Regions from separate parts of the Homo sapiens genome. Here region 1 is linked to region 2. Evidence: chromatin contacts called from ENCODE Hi-C or POLR2A ChIA-PET data. All regions are on one chromosome and are shown on one strand. The core of a region is the stretch at or near the end of the contact, and the rest is flanking DNA. Distances in the headings are between cores, read along the strand shown.

Region 1 (7,044 bases), core at 122-2,621, 53 kb before region 2:
AGATTTATACCCTGCAGGGTTAGTAACCACAGGGGCTTCTGAAGTTCATGTAACATGGCCCATGGAAGGCAGTCATCTCCAGAAGAATTGAAGGTACAGAATTGACCCAATGATGATGATGAAGGCAATATTGAAAACTACTCCTTATTGAGCATCTACTATATGCCAGCACTGCTTTTCATTCTACAAATTCATGTAATCTCACAATAACCCTCTGGGGTGGGAACTGTTATACCTGTTTATGGGTAAAGAGGCCAAGACCAGAACGGTCATTAACTTGTTCAAGGTGACACGGAGTAACGGAGCCAGGATTTAACCTCAGACTGTCTGATTTGAAAGCCTGTTTTATTTCCACCATGCCGAGAGCTGTGTCCATATACATCTGCGGTCAGCATTTGGACATTAAACAAACCGCCCATGGCCCATCTTCACAAATGTCAGTGGGTAGGCTTAGAGCTCATAGCCCAGTGATAGAAATTTTCTGCCTTACCCGGCCTTGGTCAAGTCTATGAATAATGCTCAATGCTTAATTTTCTATACCTTGATTATCCCCTTAACAGCAGTGTGACACAATGAGTTCTGAATTCAGTGAGAACACTTGGATCTAGGTCTTGGTTTTGCCAACTACAGTATCTAGAAACTTGGTGTGGTTATTTACTCACTCAGTTTTCTCCTTTGTGCTGATTCCTGCTCCACCTGCTTTTCAGAGCTGCTGGTTAGGATCAGCTGAAAGGATGGCTATGCGTGTGTTATAGACTGCAAGTGCAATGCCTGTGTGCAAGTTATAGATACTACCTGTGGTAGATACTTCATACTGTCTGTCTTCCTCTGCTTATCTGGTCCACATCAGCAGTTCTCATTGTCTCACCTCTGATAAGTTCTCTTTGTCCGCTACAGAATGAAATGCAGATTCCCCTCAGCTCACTCACAACCCCGCTGGGACAAGGAGGCCCCAGTGAGGAAACCGGAAGGCTGGATTGCTGACAGCACAGCTTCCCGGCTCCGCTGAGCTGGCATTCTTGTAGCTGAAACCCTGAGGAGGCCAGCCCCCTTTCCCACTAAACTAAAGCTTAGAACTTGAAATCTGACCATTTTTCAGTAATTTTGAAATAAATTTGATTCAATTCTGCAGCCTCCCAGCTGGTTTTGTGTATCTAAGTCGTACATTTAAAGAATATAAACAATCCTTACAGGAATGTAAAATTTCCAACTACCTTCTCCCTTTTGCCCAAATTTGTCAAAATCTTCCATGAACGGACGTGGGAATGGGGATCTCATGGTTCAAGAGGGCTGGTCATGAATGTTCACATTACCCCACAGTCACTCTTTCTCATTTTTGTCTAAAAATGTCAGAGCTAGAGTCTGGAGGAAGAAATGTTTTGAATAAGCCCAGTCAAGCACGGGCACTAAATTTCATAACACACTTGAGTCACTTACCTCAACTTCCTTTTCAGTGAGTGGAGGGGCACTGTGAAAAAGAAAACACACAATTGAACTGTGTGCAACCTAGTCAATAGACCCAAAGGTGACTCTGAATGACCAGCAGACCATGTGTTTCCAGGGGTGGAGTAAGCTGTGTTGGTGAGAAGGAAAAGATGCAATGTCCCCTTGCCTGTGCTCTGTCACCTGTGAGATACTGACTCTTACGGCACCATGACTATCTCTGTGACTTTGGACAAGTTATTTAATCTCTCTAAGCCCCAGCGTGCTCATCTGCAAAATGGGAATCATATCACCTACCTTGCAGAGGTATTATAAGCACTATATGTACTCATGTATGTATGTGTATGTGTTTGTATGCATAAATATATGGCATCCACACTCAGTGGGCTCTCGGGAAATGTGACCTTGAACTCATAGCCTTGCTGTGAGAAATAAGAAAATGCATGTGATAAGGACTTTATAACTCATACACATCTAAGTTGCCATTATAATTGTTCTGGGGATATCCACCCAGGTCTGCAAAGCCTCACCCTCCTCTGTCTCTGAGGGCTGTGACAAAGGTGCATGCGGGCCAGAGAATAAATGGTAGGAGAGAGTGACCAGGGTTCTTCTCCACAGCAAGAACTTCTGATGGCTAGAATCACAGAGTGGCAAGAAAGCCCCAGCCGACACAGAGGCATCCTTTTGAGCAGCTCCTCGTCTGTGGCGTTCCCACAGCCAGGGCTCTCCAGCTATAGGCAGTCCCTGCATCTGCATGTCCACTCGATGCTGCTGTGGCTGCTGCTCTTGCTGGTAACTAAAGCTGGCCCCATCTGAAGTCCACACAATGTAAATAATGCACAGGCCCTTTCCTGTGCTGGGGCGGGGAGGCCTGGGAGGGGTCCTACCAGCGTCACAGAACTTGGCAACAGAGCATGCCATCAATAAGCTTCTCAGGAAACACAGCTTCCTCTCTTGAACGGGTGTGAAGGGACCCCAAGAGCAAAGGTAGGGGTCAGCCATCTCTGCAGGGGGCTGGTTCTCACCCCTAGGGAATGATATGAGTGCCTTCCTGTCAGGATGAGAAGACCCCATGGCCATGAAGTCAGCGGAGTCCAGAACACGGGACAAACAGCTGCAGGGATGTTTGACACTTACAGTCCTTGTCACAACCCCACCCATCAGGCCCTTGCCTTAACTGTCATCTACAGCATACACATATGATTTAAATGATTTGGCAAAACTTGCCAAGTTTGTTTCTGACTCCTGGGTTTGTTGGGATATTATGTGAAATGCACATATTTTCATAAATTATAAACCAAACATTTTTCTATTTCAATGACTCACATTCTGCTTTTTTGCTGTAGAACACACCCACCTTATTTTTATTTTATTTATTTATTTTTGGGGACAGGGTCTCGCTCTGCTGCCCAGGCTGGAGTGCAGTGGCAGGATCACTGCAGAGGTGGCTTACTACAGCCTTGAACTCCTGGGTTCAAGCAATCCTCCTGCCTCAGCCACCAGAGTAGCTGGGACTATGGGTGCATGCCACTATACCTGGCTAATTTTTTATTTTTATTTTTTGTAGAAACAGAGTTTCACTCTGTTGTCCAGGCTGGTCTTAAACTCTTGGCCTCAAGTGATCCTCTTGCCTTGAGCCTACAAAGTGCTAGGATTACAGGTGTATGAGCCACCACACCCAGTTAGAACATACCCACCTTAAAAAAAAAGTGGGGGTCTGGGGGGAAACTCTGAGGACTCAGAGAAGTATGATTTAGGCAGAGAAGCCACATGGTATGTCTGGTGTCTGATGCAGATAACTGTGCCTTACAAATGGGCATAGGTACCCGGGGGCAGAGCTGTGAGCCTCTAAAAGGACACAGCATCTTTTTTAAGTGACTATTTGTATATCTTCTCTGAAGAAATGTCTATTTAAATCCTTTCCCCATTTTGAAAAATTGGTTATTTATCTTTTTATTGAGTGTAAGCCTTCTTTATATGCTCTAGAAACAAGTTCCTTTTCAGATAAGTGATTTGCAAATATTTCATTCTGTGGGTTGCCTTTCACTTTCTTGACACTGTTTGCAGCACAGAAGTTTTTATTTTGAGGAAGTACTATTTATTTTTAAAATCTTGTCTCTTGTGTTTTTGGTGCCATATCTAAAAAACCCAAAGACATGAAGATTTACTTATATTTTTTCTTTGAAGAGTCTTATAGTGTTCTCTCTGACATTTAGGTCTATGATCCATTATGAGTTAATTTGTGTGTTTTGTGTGAGGTAGGGGTCCAACTTCACTCTTTTGTATGTGGCTATCCAGTTGTCCCAGCACCGTTTGTTAAAATTACAATTTTTTTCCTCTGTAAATCTTACCAAAACCCTTGCATGAGTGGCTTTTTGTCATTTGTTATTTGCACATCTCAAATTATTACTTTATCACAGAGGCCTTTCCTTGACCTCCTACCCAATGCCCCACTCTCATGTCATTCTCTAGATGTGCCCTATTTTATGGTCTTTCTACCAACTTTACTCTTTCAAATCATTCATTTGGTTACTTAAATGTTATTTGTGCTTTGGGAGGCCGAGGTAGAAGGATCACTTGAGGCCAGGAGTTCAAGATTATCTTGGGCAACATAGCAAGACCCTATCTCTACAAAAAAATATTTGAAAACTTAACTAGTCATGGGTAAATGGTGTATCTGGGATTGAAACCCATGTCTCCTGGCTCAAAGCCCATTCTCTGCTGCCATGAGCTTCTGGTGACCCTTATGCCTTCATGAACTGTGCTCACCTAAGAACCCCACCTGGCCTTTGAGTTGAAAACACCCAGCCTGGCCTTTCATTATTCTTTTTGTTTCGAATGCATTATCCCTATCTAGACAATTGGACTTTGGCCCTTCTGGGTTCAAGAATTAAGACTGGTGTTCCTCTGTGTCCCACCTAGAATCCAACACAGGGGCCACTCGGTACAGGGCCTTCTGTAACCCACATCCTGATTTTACCTTCCAGGGAGACTCCTGTGGACCCGCAGTTTGCGCAGCAGCACATCAGAAATATTAGGCATGACATCTAAGCCACTCTTTGACTCTTCTTCCTCAATAGCTGGGGAGAGTTCAGAAGGAAGCCCTGAAAAAAAAGTGCTTACTTATAAAATGTCTCTTTGAAATCACAGTAGTACTGTTGGCAGCTAGCTTCAGGAGCTTTGACATTTATAAGTATCTAGTTCTATGTTAAGGGCTTTTTAATTGTTATCTTACATTATTCTCACAATGAGCTAGAACTTAGTCATCCCATTTCACATGTAGATAAGCCAAGGCTCAGCAAGGTTAAGTCACTTGCTCAAGATTACAGAACTAGCAAATGACATGGCCAGACCTCAAGGTCTACCTGCTTCAAATGTTATGTTCTTCCCTTTGCTTCCCACAGTATTAAGCTGGCAATTGGAAGCTGGTTGGCTCTTTGGCTATAATGTTTGGGAAAAAAACCTGCTCCTTGGCAGGCTTCTCAGGAGACCTGTTGTTCAATTATTCCTCCTCGGATAAATTAAAATGTTCTATATTATGTATCCTACTTAGAAATTAACATCTGATTCCATACCCCATAGATAAGAGATTTTCCAGAGTAAACCTAAGGTTGCTAGATCTTTTACAGATCTCAGAAACATAAATGCCTCCTAGTCAACAGAGACAATGAACAGCTTTTTGTTTTTTAAACTTCTAAAACTATCTTGGGTCTGTGCTTTGAAGACAGAATGAACAAACCAAGTATTCTCTTTTCCATAAATCTTTCTCCTGTTTGAAAACAGCTCCTGTGCCTCTCTAAAGCTTCTCTTCTCCAGACTCTAGCTCCATTTTTCCAACAAGCTCACTGTGCTCCACTGTGGCCCATGGTCTCTAGATACCATCCCATTCCTGCACACATTCTGGTTTGTTGCTGTTACAGAGGCCCAGATGTTCTCTAACAAGATCTTAGCACAGGAAGACTTTGGTAAATGTCCCTGGCATTGATGTTTGTTATTCATGCAGCATAGATTTTGTGTGCCTGACTACGGGCTTACAGTACACTTAGCATTAAGCAAAACTCTCAACCTCTTTAGTTGACCCAAATCAGTTATCCTCATCCTGTATAATGGTTACTTTCCATTTGCATGTAGAACTTCATATTTATCCATGTTTTACTCTTTCTCCTGGATTTTAACCTGGTAGCTTTCCAATCTGCTCAATCATTTTCCAGGATCCTAGGCTAGGCTAGAGACCAGGACTATAGGCATAGTTGTAGCCACCTGAAGAGTTAAGACTGGGAATCATGTGAATAGAAAGAAGTCTCACCAAAGGAGACCATGAAGAGACAAGAGGCTATCTAGTTTGGCTCAAGGTAAAATATGTTTAAATACTTTGAGCTTGCCAGTAAGAGAATGGTAGGCATGGATTCCTTGGTACTCAAGGTAGCCAAGTAAGCTGGAGGATCATCTGTCAGAGATGGGTCAGTCAGCAATTCTTCTTTGGATATGAGATTCAACTAGAAGTTCTCTTAGCTACCTGTTACCTCTCTGGTTCTGTCCTGGTATTTATAGCTCTCTGACAAGGTTTCTGTGGTAAACCTTGTGTCACCCCTGGCATCATTCTACCTTTATGTATGTATCCCTACCACACTCAACAGAGAGTCAACTGAGTAGCAAGCTCCTGAGATATCTATAGGATGATCGAAACATATGAGGTCTAATAATCAAGTGAAATGCATATCAGGGTTTTTGCCTAGAAAAGTTTCCCAAAATGGTGCTTGAAGAGTAATGCCAGAATTGGTGGATTCTAGGAACCAACCACCTTCCTCCTGAATTCAACCAAATTAACAACAAAAAATTTCAGAACAAATAAAAAATACACAAGAAACTCTAAGATACAAGAAAAGGCAATAGTCTTTAAAAATAGTGACTAGAGAAAGAATAAAAATTACTAGGAATAAATGTAGAGCTTCCACCCATGATAACCCTTTCTTCTTCTCCAAAGAATCAGTACTGAAAGGAAGATGGGAGAGAAAAAATTCTTACAAAGAGTTCAATACCACAGAATAGAGAGGGAAAGGGATGGAGGGGGCAAGTAGGCAGTTGTCAGAGGAGATTCAGAAAGTTTCCCTAGAATAGAAGGTTCTCCATTCCATCTTACCAGCATTTCGAAGAGAGAAAAAACTGCCTGGGCTGCCTGCCATTTTGCTTTTCTTACTGATGAGAAGAAGAGAGGAAAGGCAGAATGATCGCACAGAACACAGAGTGGATTTTCTTGAATGATATGAAGGGATTTACAAGGAAGGAAGACTAACGGTAAAGTAAATAAAACACGTCCCTCTGAAGGAGTGAATGGCAGGAGACACATGGAAAGCCCCAACCACCATGTTCTCCCCCGACTCCTGAAAAACAGTGGCTAAACTCCTTGGATTTGCCGTTTTTTCCTTCCTTTCTTAGCAGAGGAGTAGCCGTTGGGAAGCATTGGGTCAAGTCTGGAAAATAAACCTACGGACAGCTTGTCTCTACAATTCCAACCTAAATTGGTGAAACAATCTGAAACCCACTACTAACCACCTCCAAAGGAATAAGATATGCCCCCGATTTGGTATAACAAACTCACGT
Region 2 (6,996 bases), core at 971-3,470:
AATACCACGGGTCTATCTCTAGATGGACAACTGATGGGGGGAATTGTTGGGGGTGACTGCACGTGGAGCTCTCTTAGCCCTTCTGCAAATCCAGAGGGTGATGGAGGGACACTGAGAACTCACCAGTCTTACCCCTGCACCCATTTTTACCAATGGGGAACCGAGGCCCAGAGGGGCAGGCATGTGACCAAGGCCACATCTATGAGTGAGGGGCAGAGTCAGAAAAGTCCCCAGAGCACCCATGCCCCGAGCCCGGCTGCATGTGGCAGCTTTCTGACTTTTCATTTTGACGGTTTTGCTCATAGTAAAGGGTAAGCCATTGTGTCTGTGCTGTGAAAGCAGGCGTCCTTCGGCAGTGACTCGTCATTGTTCTTGCTCTCATGCTCTCATGGTCACTCTCGCAGGAGAGAGGATGCTCCCCACAGGAGATCTGCTGAAAGTGCTGGGAGGTGCCTCTGGGGGTCCCCTGGGCCTGGCCAACTGCAGAGCTGGGTTCCGCGACTCCACAAGTGAGCCGGATGGGAAGCCTGCCTTGGGAAAGCCCCATCCTGCTTCCTAACCTTGGCCTGCTCACGGGGCTTTGTTGCTTGGCAGATTCCGTTCTAATCCTTCCTCTGCCTCTCCCTTGCTGGATAAATCTCCCCTGGCCTCAGTTCCCTCATTTGAAAATGGAGGTAATAGCACCCACCTTTTAGCGTTGTTGTAACGATTAAATCAGGAAATACATGCAAGGTGCTGGTACATAGAGTCCACTCAGTGCCCTCGCCATTCTCCAAACAGGGCAGCTGAGTTCTCTAAGCATGCACAGCATCAACAAAACCAAGCCAAGGCTCAGAGAGACTCTGGTGTTCATCCTAGTGGCTCAGAGCTCCCAGATTTGTCTCCTGCAAGTAAAAGAGACTCAGTCCTGGTCTTTGCTGTGGACAGTCCCAGGTCTGTGCTGGGCTTGCCCCATGTCTGTGCTGTGCTCAGTCCCAGGTCCGTGCTGTGGTCAGTCCCAGGTCTGTGCTGTGGTCAGTCCCAGGTCAGTGCTGTGGTCAGTCCCAGGTCCGTGCTGTGGTCAGTCCCAGGTCCGTGCTGTGCTTGCCCCGTGTCTGTGCTGTGCTCAGTCCTAGGTCTGTGCTGTGGTTACCCCATGTCTGTGCTGTGCTCACCCCATGTCTGTGCCGTGCTCAGTCCTAGGTCTGTGCTGTGGTTACCCCATGTCTGTGCTGTGCTCACCCCATGTCTGTGCTGTGCTCAGTCCCAGGTCTGTGCTATGGCTGCCCAAGGTCTGTGCTGTGGCTGCCCAACGTCTGTGCTGTGCTCAGTCCCAGGTCTGTGCTGTGCTTGCCCCAGATCTGTGCTGTGCTTAGTCCCAGGTCTGGGCTGTGCTCAGTCCCAGGTTGGTCTGGTTTCAAAGCCCCAGTTCTTTCCACTATCCCTGTACTCATGATGACTCCCCCAAAACAGAGGTTTTTGTTCCACAGGTGAGACATGAGGCCTAGTGTGGAATCCCTCCTGGAAGAGAGCCAGCCACAGTGTCTGGCCAAGTAGGTATTTGTGCTGTGCTGAACAAGTGGGTAAGTGAGTGACTGAAGGGGGTACAGCCACCCCCCAGTGTGTGGTGGAAGCCCCAGGATTCTCTCCTGAAAGTGGATCTAGATTGAAGGGAATTGTGCAGGAGCAGGAATGGTGAAGGGCGGAGATGCAGGGAGAAAGCCTCGGTGGCAACAGAAAAGGGAGGATGAGGAAGTGGAAGTCACTTCCCCCAAGACTGTGTCCCCTAAACAAAGTCACGTTTCGGGAGGCTGGCCCTGAGAACCCCGACAATCCTGGGGTTTGCACCTCTGTGGGAAACCTTCTTAGGGCCCGATTTTCTCCAGCCCTGCTCTCCGCTCCTGTGGAGCTCGTATAGGCTTTGTTGGCTGGGGGTGCCCTGGGAAGGAGCCAGCACCTGCTCAGACCAATGACAGGAAATAAGCCTAAACATCTCCCCAGGTTTCCTTTCCAGCTTGTTCACTTCAGGAATTCTTTTTTTAAAAATAGGTCCACTTGAAAAAATTTTTTCTTCTTCAAAATATGTACAATTGCTCAATCGGAGGCAGTTCAAAGGCACCGAGAATAGCAGCAAAGTATCTGAGCCTCCCATTTAGCGCCTAGCAGATATAAATCTTGCCCAGTTCTGTTTGTTCCAGGCTGCTCAGCAGCCTCTTCCCTGAGTCACTCACTCAAGAGTGACATGAGTCATCATCCTGGGGTCAAGGACCACACGGCATTCTGGGTCTGTGAGATCCCATAAAGGGCAGGGCACCGAGGGGTCTCCAGGAAGACATGGAGGATCAGGAACTGTCTCCTAGGCCCTAGGCTTGGCTCTGCCTCCCCACATGGGTGACTTTAGAGAGTCACTAAGCCTGAGAAGTAGGTGGATTTCTGGGCCCTTCTAACTTGTACTTTGGAGGAATCTCTTTAGTGGTGCACAGGAGCCTGCTTGTTCCAGCTCATAAGAGTCTAATGTAATTTTCAAGAATTCTGTGAACTGGTGGTTAAACACAGACATTATTAAAAAATAAATTACATGAACTCACATTAAACAAAAAGGAGATAAATACTCAAAATAACTGCTTTTTAATTATTTTACTACATTTTACTATTATCTATGCTCTTCTGAAGATTTATTTCTATTGTCTCTGCATAGCGGAAACTATATAATGATTTGCTACTGCCCATCTCTTCTCAGTTCCATGATCAGTGAGGGTGAGTTAGTAGCTTGCCATTGGTCATAGTGGGAGTATCTATACCATGGAAATTGGCAAACACTATGTACATATCAGGGCCTTTTCCCCCCAGAGAGCTGGCCGTGGAACATTGCCAGCACACCACTGAGCTACTCAGCCCCAGGCTCCCTGATTCTTGCTCCTACCAGGGTGCAGAAGGAACACAGATGACTTTAGTATCACCCCAAGATAGCACAGTTATGGAGACTTCATTGCCAATTGTCTTTGGACAACTTTTCCCAAGTGGACTATGAATCCCTTATCCTCAACACATCCCTGACAGAGCTCATTGTTTCTTTCCCTCCCCAGCCCACTCCTCCTGTGCCCCAGAGAATGGCACTCAAGCTACAAACCTAGAAGTCACCGTGACTCCTTCATTTCTGTCACCCTCCACATTCAATTAGATGACTCTGAGTCCCATCAATCCTAGTTCAGAAATGCCCTTCCTCCCATCCCTGGCACCCCTGCCCATGGCTCTGTGTGACCTGAGTCACTGCAACAGCCTCATTTGTCTCCTTACCTCTGGCCTGGTCCCTTCCAATGACCCTCCATAATGATACCAGAGCAGTCTGTCTGAAACACAAATTGGATCATCCTTCCCCTTCATAAACTCCTTGAGGATTGATTCCCTTTTACCATGGGGGGGCCAGTTCTGAGTCAAGCTCCTAGCCCCTCTCTCGAGGCTGATCCCCTCTTTCAACCTTTGTACACCTTATGCCCCAACCACAGTGGACCAAAAGCCAACCTCCAAACATGCCCTGCTTTTTTACACCCTTTGCATACATCCTCCTCCTTATACTTGGGCTGCCTTCTGTCCTCCTTCTATACTTTATGGGTTCCTACTTGTCCTCCAAGACCCAGTTCACATATCTCCTCCTTCATAAACCCATTCCTCCTCTTCACCTCAGGAAAAGTTACTCCCTTCCTGTAGTAGTTTCCTACTGCGTCTGTACCAAATTTCCACATATTTGGTGGCTTAAAACTGCACAAATTCATTATCTTACAATTCTTGAGGTCAGAAGTTCAAAATCCATCTCAGCAGGCTAAAGTCTAAGCATCAGCAGGGCTGTGCTTCTTCAGGAGGCTCTAGGGGAGAATCCATTTCCTGCCATTTCCAGCTTTAGAGGCTGCCTACATTCGTTGGCTGGTGACCCTTTTTTCTCCATCCTCAAAGCCAGCAGAGTCGCTGGCATCTTTTCTCCCCTCTGATCTCTGCTTCCCCCTTCACATTTCCTTCTCCTCTGACTTTCACCGTCCTGCCTCCTTATAAGAACTCATGATTACATTGAACCCGCTCAGTTAATCCAGGGTAATCTCCATCTAAGTATTCCCAATTTAATCATATCTGCAAAGGCCCTTTTGCCATTTAAGGTAACATCTTCATAGGTTCCTGGGTTAGGATGTAGACATCTTGGGGAGGGGGGAGTATTCAGCCTACTGCCCTATCCTCCCAGGGTACTTTGCCCAGAACTCAACCCAACTAGAATTTGAACATCTCAAGAGCAGAGACTCTGCCTTATTCATAGCTTTATGAATATTCTTATAATATTCATATTTTTATGACCTGCCTCCAGTACAGGGTCAAACACAGAATAGGCATTCACTAAATGTTTATTGAGTTAATAAATGAATGACACCGTATTTCTAAAAAGCAGAGAAGAAGGTTTTACATAGGCTGGGTGCAGTTGCCCATGCCTGTAATCCCAGGGCTTTGGGAGATCAAGGCGGGTGGATCACTTGAAGTCAGGAGTTCAAGACCAGCCTGGCCAACATGGTGAAACCCCATCTCTACTAAAAATACAAAACTTAGCCATCATCTGGGTTGCTATATAAGCAAGTGGGTGGCCTTGCCTGCCCTCATTCTCATTGAGCTTCCCCAGGTTAATGGCCAAGTTTTTCTCTCTCTCGATGATGTACCCGGGTTTCATGTCTTCTCTGCCACACAGATGTGCAAATTTCTCCCATAGTATTCTACAACTAAAACCTCACAAAAGGCCAGGGCCTCCTTCTCTGACACCTTCATGCTTCTGTTCTGCCATCCAGGAGTAATTTGCAAAGTGAATTTTCAGATTAACTTATCAATGGCTCTTCTAGCTTTAACCTAAGCCTAACAGAAGACCACAGAGCAGCCCCACCAGCCCCTCTGGCTCCGCTTGGAATGCTGACCAAAGCATTTCCTCAAACAGTTGGTTATGTGTGTTCAAATGCGGCAGCACCCTCGTGTCTGCTGCTGTGGTACTCTGGAACCACCTCCTTCCTGACAGAGCAGAGCCGGGAGGCTTTGCAAGGTGGTCATTGCCTTTAAACCCAGACCTGGACTCATGGCTTGATTCCTGCTCCAGCAAAGGCACAGACTCTGGTATTAGGGGTCCTGGCAATCCAGCACCTGGGATTGCCCATTCCCATGAAGCAGGCCTCTGGGAAATGTACCTTATTTCAGGTAGAAGGCAGGAGGCACTGTACCCACTTGATGGGATCGCACTAGGCCTTGATGGCCTTGGTTCTTTCAGAAGCCAACATGTGGGCTGAATCTGAGCCAACGGCCTCTTCCTTGGATCTCCCGGCCTCTGAACCTGAAGATGCCCTTTTCTTAGGATGGGAGCAAGGATGGATAAAGGCAAGCTGGTGTTTTGTCCAGGCCCAGAGATCTGTCAAGGGCCATCTAGACCACCAGGAACCAGAAGAGGCACCCTATTGCCTTGGATTCTTTAGAAACTTTGTTCCAAATAAAAATAAAGCTTCCTTGACTTGGCAACACCACAGCCCAATAAATAAATAAATAAGCAAAAAAAGAAAAGAAAATTAACACCCAGTTCCCAGTGTGCCTCTCTCATTCAGTTCCTCCTACTTCTCCATCATCTCCCCTTCCCTTCCTAGTTTTCTTCTAGGAAGAGGTCATCAGGGTCTATTAGGAACCTGTAGGAATACATATAGGAATATAGGAATATATGTAGGAACTGGTTTGGGAAAGTCAGAAGGAAAAGATGGCCTCCATGGTGCCTGCCTAAATCATTCACCCATTCTAGAAAAGCTTGTTGAGTGCTTCCTATGTGTTAGGTACTGTGCTGGGCACTGGGGCTCTGGGGTGTGTCCTCCAAGGCCACCTCCTCCAGGAAGGCTTCCCTGACCTCTCCTGGAAGCTATATTCTCCTCTGGTCTATGACAGCACTGTGTGGCTATCCCAATCTGCCAAGCAGTGGTTTCTGTTTCTCATTTGCAAAGCCTGAGGGCAGATAGCTTTCTTTTGTAACACAGGTACAGAGAAAGTTCTCAATACCTGGTGGATCTCTTCTTTTGAAAGCAAGGACTCTAGGAATCAAGCCTCACTTTTCACATGGCCTACTACACACCCAGCACAATGTAGATACGCTAGCTCTTGAACCATCTCAGGTCTGTGAGAAAGGAATTACTTGTCCATTTTACAGATGAGGAAATGGAGCCTTAGACAAGCAAAGTGACTCGCTCTAGGTCACACAGTCAGAAGGCAGAGTCAGGATTAAACACTGGGTCTCCTCTGCCCAAAATGGGATGTTTGGCTCTTCCTTAGAGAGAGCTTATTCCTATGCTTCTCTAATCTTAGCAAAGACAGAACAAGGGTATTAGGAGATGTTTTTTGATAGGGCAGTGCTCTTGATCATTCTAGATCCCAGCTCTTCCTCAGGGCCAGCACAGCCAACAAGAACAACAGCAGCCGAGACGCAGCCCCTCTCCGAGGAACTGGAAGTCCTTCTCACGGCATCCCCTGGGGTAGACAGGAAGCAGCTGCGACTGTGATCATCTAAGACCAGCAGGAGAGAGTGTTCTTCCCTGCTGGGATGGAGCACCCCAGCTCAGGTCCCCGCCTCCTGTTCATCTCCACTCTGGGAATCCCAGTTCTCCAAAGCCATGGAAATAGGCCCAATAACCTTGGGCTGGGCTGCTGGGCAAAGTCTGGTGTAAAGCATGCTACAGAAAGCTACAGCAGGATTGAGATAGGGGTTCAGGGACAGGGCCTTGTGGGGAGTGAAGAGCAGACTGCCATGCTAACTGCCTGTGTAGGAATGAGTTCCTTCACCATTCAGGCCTCAGTCTCTCCATCTCAATAGTAAAGGCTGGGCTAACTTGCCAGCCTGAGCCCTGCTTTCTGCCCCATGAGTTCAAGTTCACGTTGCCTATTGAAAGCAGTCACACAGTAGGAAGTTAGGGGCCTTCCTGGCATCCCAGGGCTGGAAGCAGCCATCACATCCCCCTGATCACAGTG

What was found. A loop is a pair of places that touch in the nucleus more often than their neighbours do. ChIA-PET counts read pairs that join two places held with the same protein, here RNA polymerase II (POLR2A). Pooled maps may share reads with other maps.
Region 1: a loop to region 2 is called in a map of CD14-positive monocyte, with 2.4 times the contacts of the local background. The contact joins two enhancer-like sites. A Hi-C loop is called at or near these places in 5 of 168 maps with a recorded cell type or tissue (CD14-positive monocyte, PC-9, ascending aorta and 2 more), 4 of 37 single-sample maps with no recorded cell type and 7 of 50 pooled maps. POLR2A ChIA-PET finds 5 or more read pairs at or near these places in 2 of 52 experiments (MCF 10A and activated B cell).

The regions. Positions count from the first base shown.
Region 1 is chr11:10,605,305-10,612,348 of GRCh38, forward strand. It overlaps IRAG1 (inositol 1,4,5-triphosphate receptor associated 1), which reads right to left. Exons shown (of 21, transcript NM_130385.4): 11 at 4,424-4,547; 12 at 1,438-1,468. Among named protein-coding and RNA genes, the nearest start is that of LYVE1, 40 kb to the left of the region's middle. RefSeq lists enhancers at 818-1,112, 838-1,132. Within about 2 kb of position 1,372, at least 21 of the 41 ENCODE cell types and tissues checked have a DNase peak (open chromatin) inside an H3K27ac peak, as active enhancers do; they include CD14-positive monocyte and ascending aorta, where a contact is called at or near this core.
Region 2 is chr11:10,657,696-10,664,691 of GRCh38, forward strand. All of the region lies in intron 1 of IRAG1 (inositol 1,4,5-triphosphate receptor associated 1), which reads right to left. Among named protein-coding and RNA genes, the nearest start is that of IRAG1, 33 kb to the right of the region's middle. RefSeq lists enhancers at 1-351, 1-105, 1,474-2,673 and a silencer at 1,727-2,021. Within about 2 kb of position 2,221, at least 25 of the 41 ENCODE cell types and tissues checked have a DNase peak (open chromatin) inside an H3K27ac peak, as active enhancers do; they include CD14-positive monocyte and ascending aorta, where a contact is called at or near this core.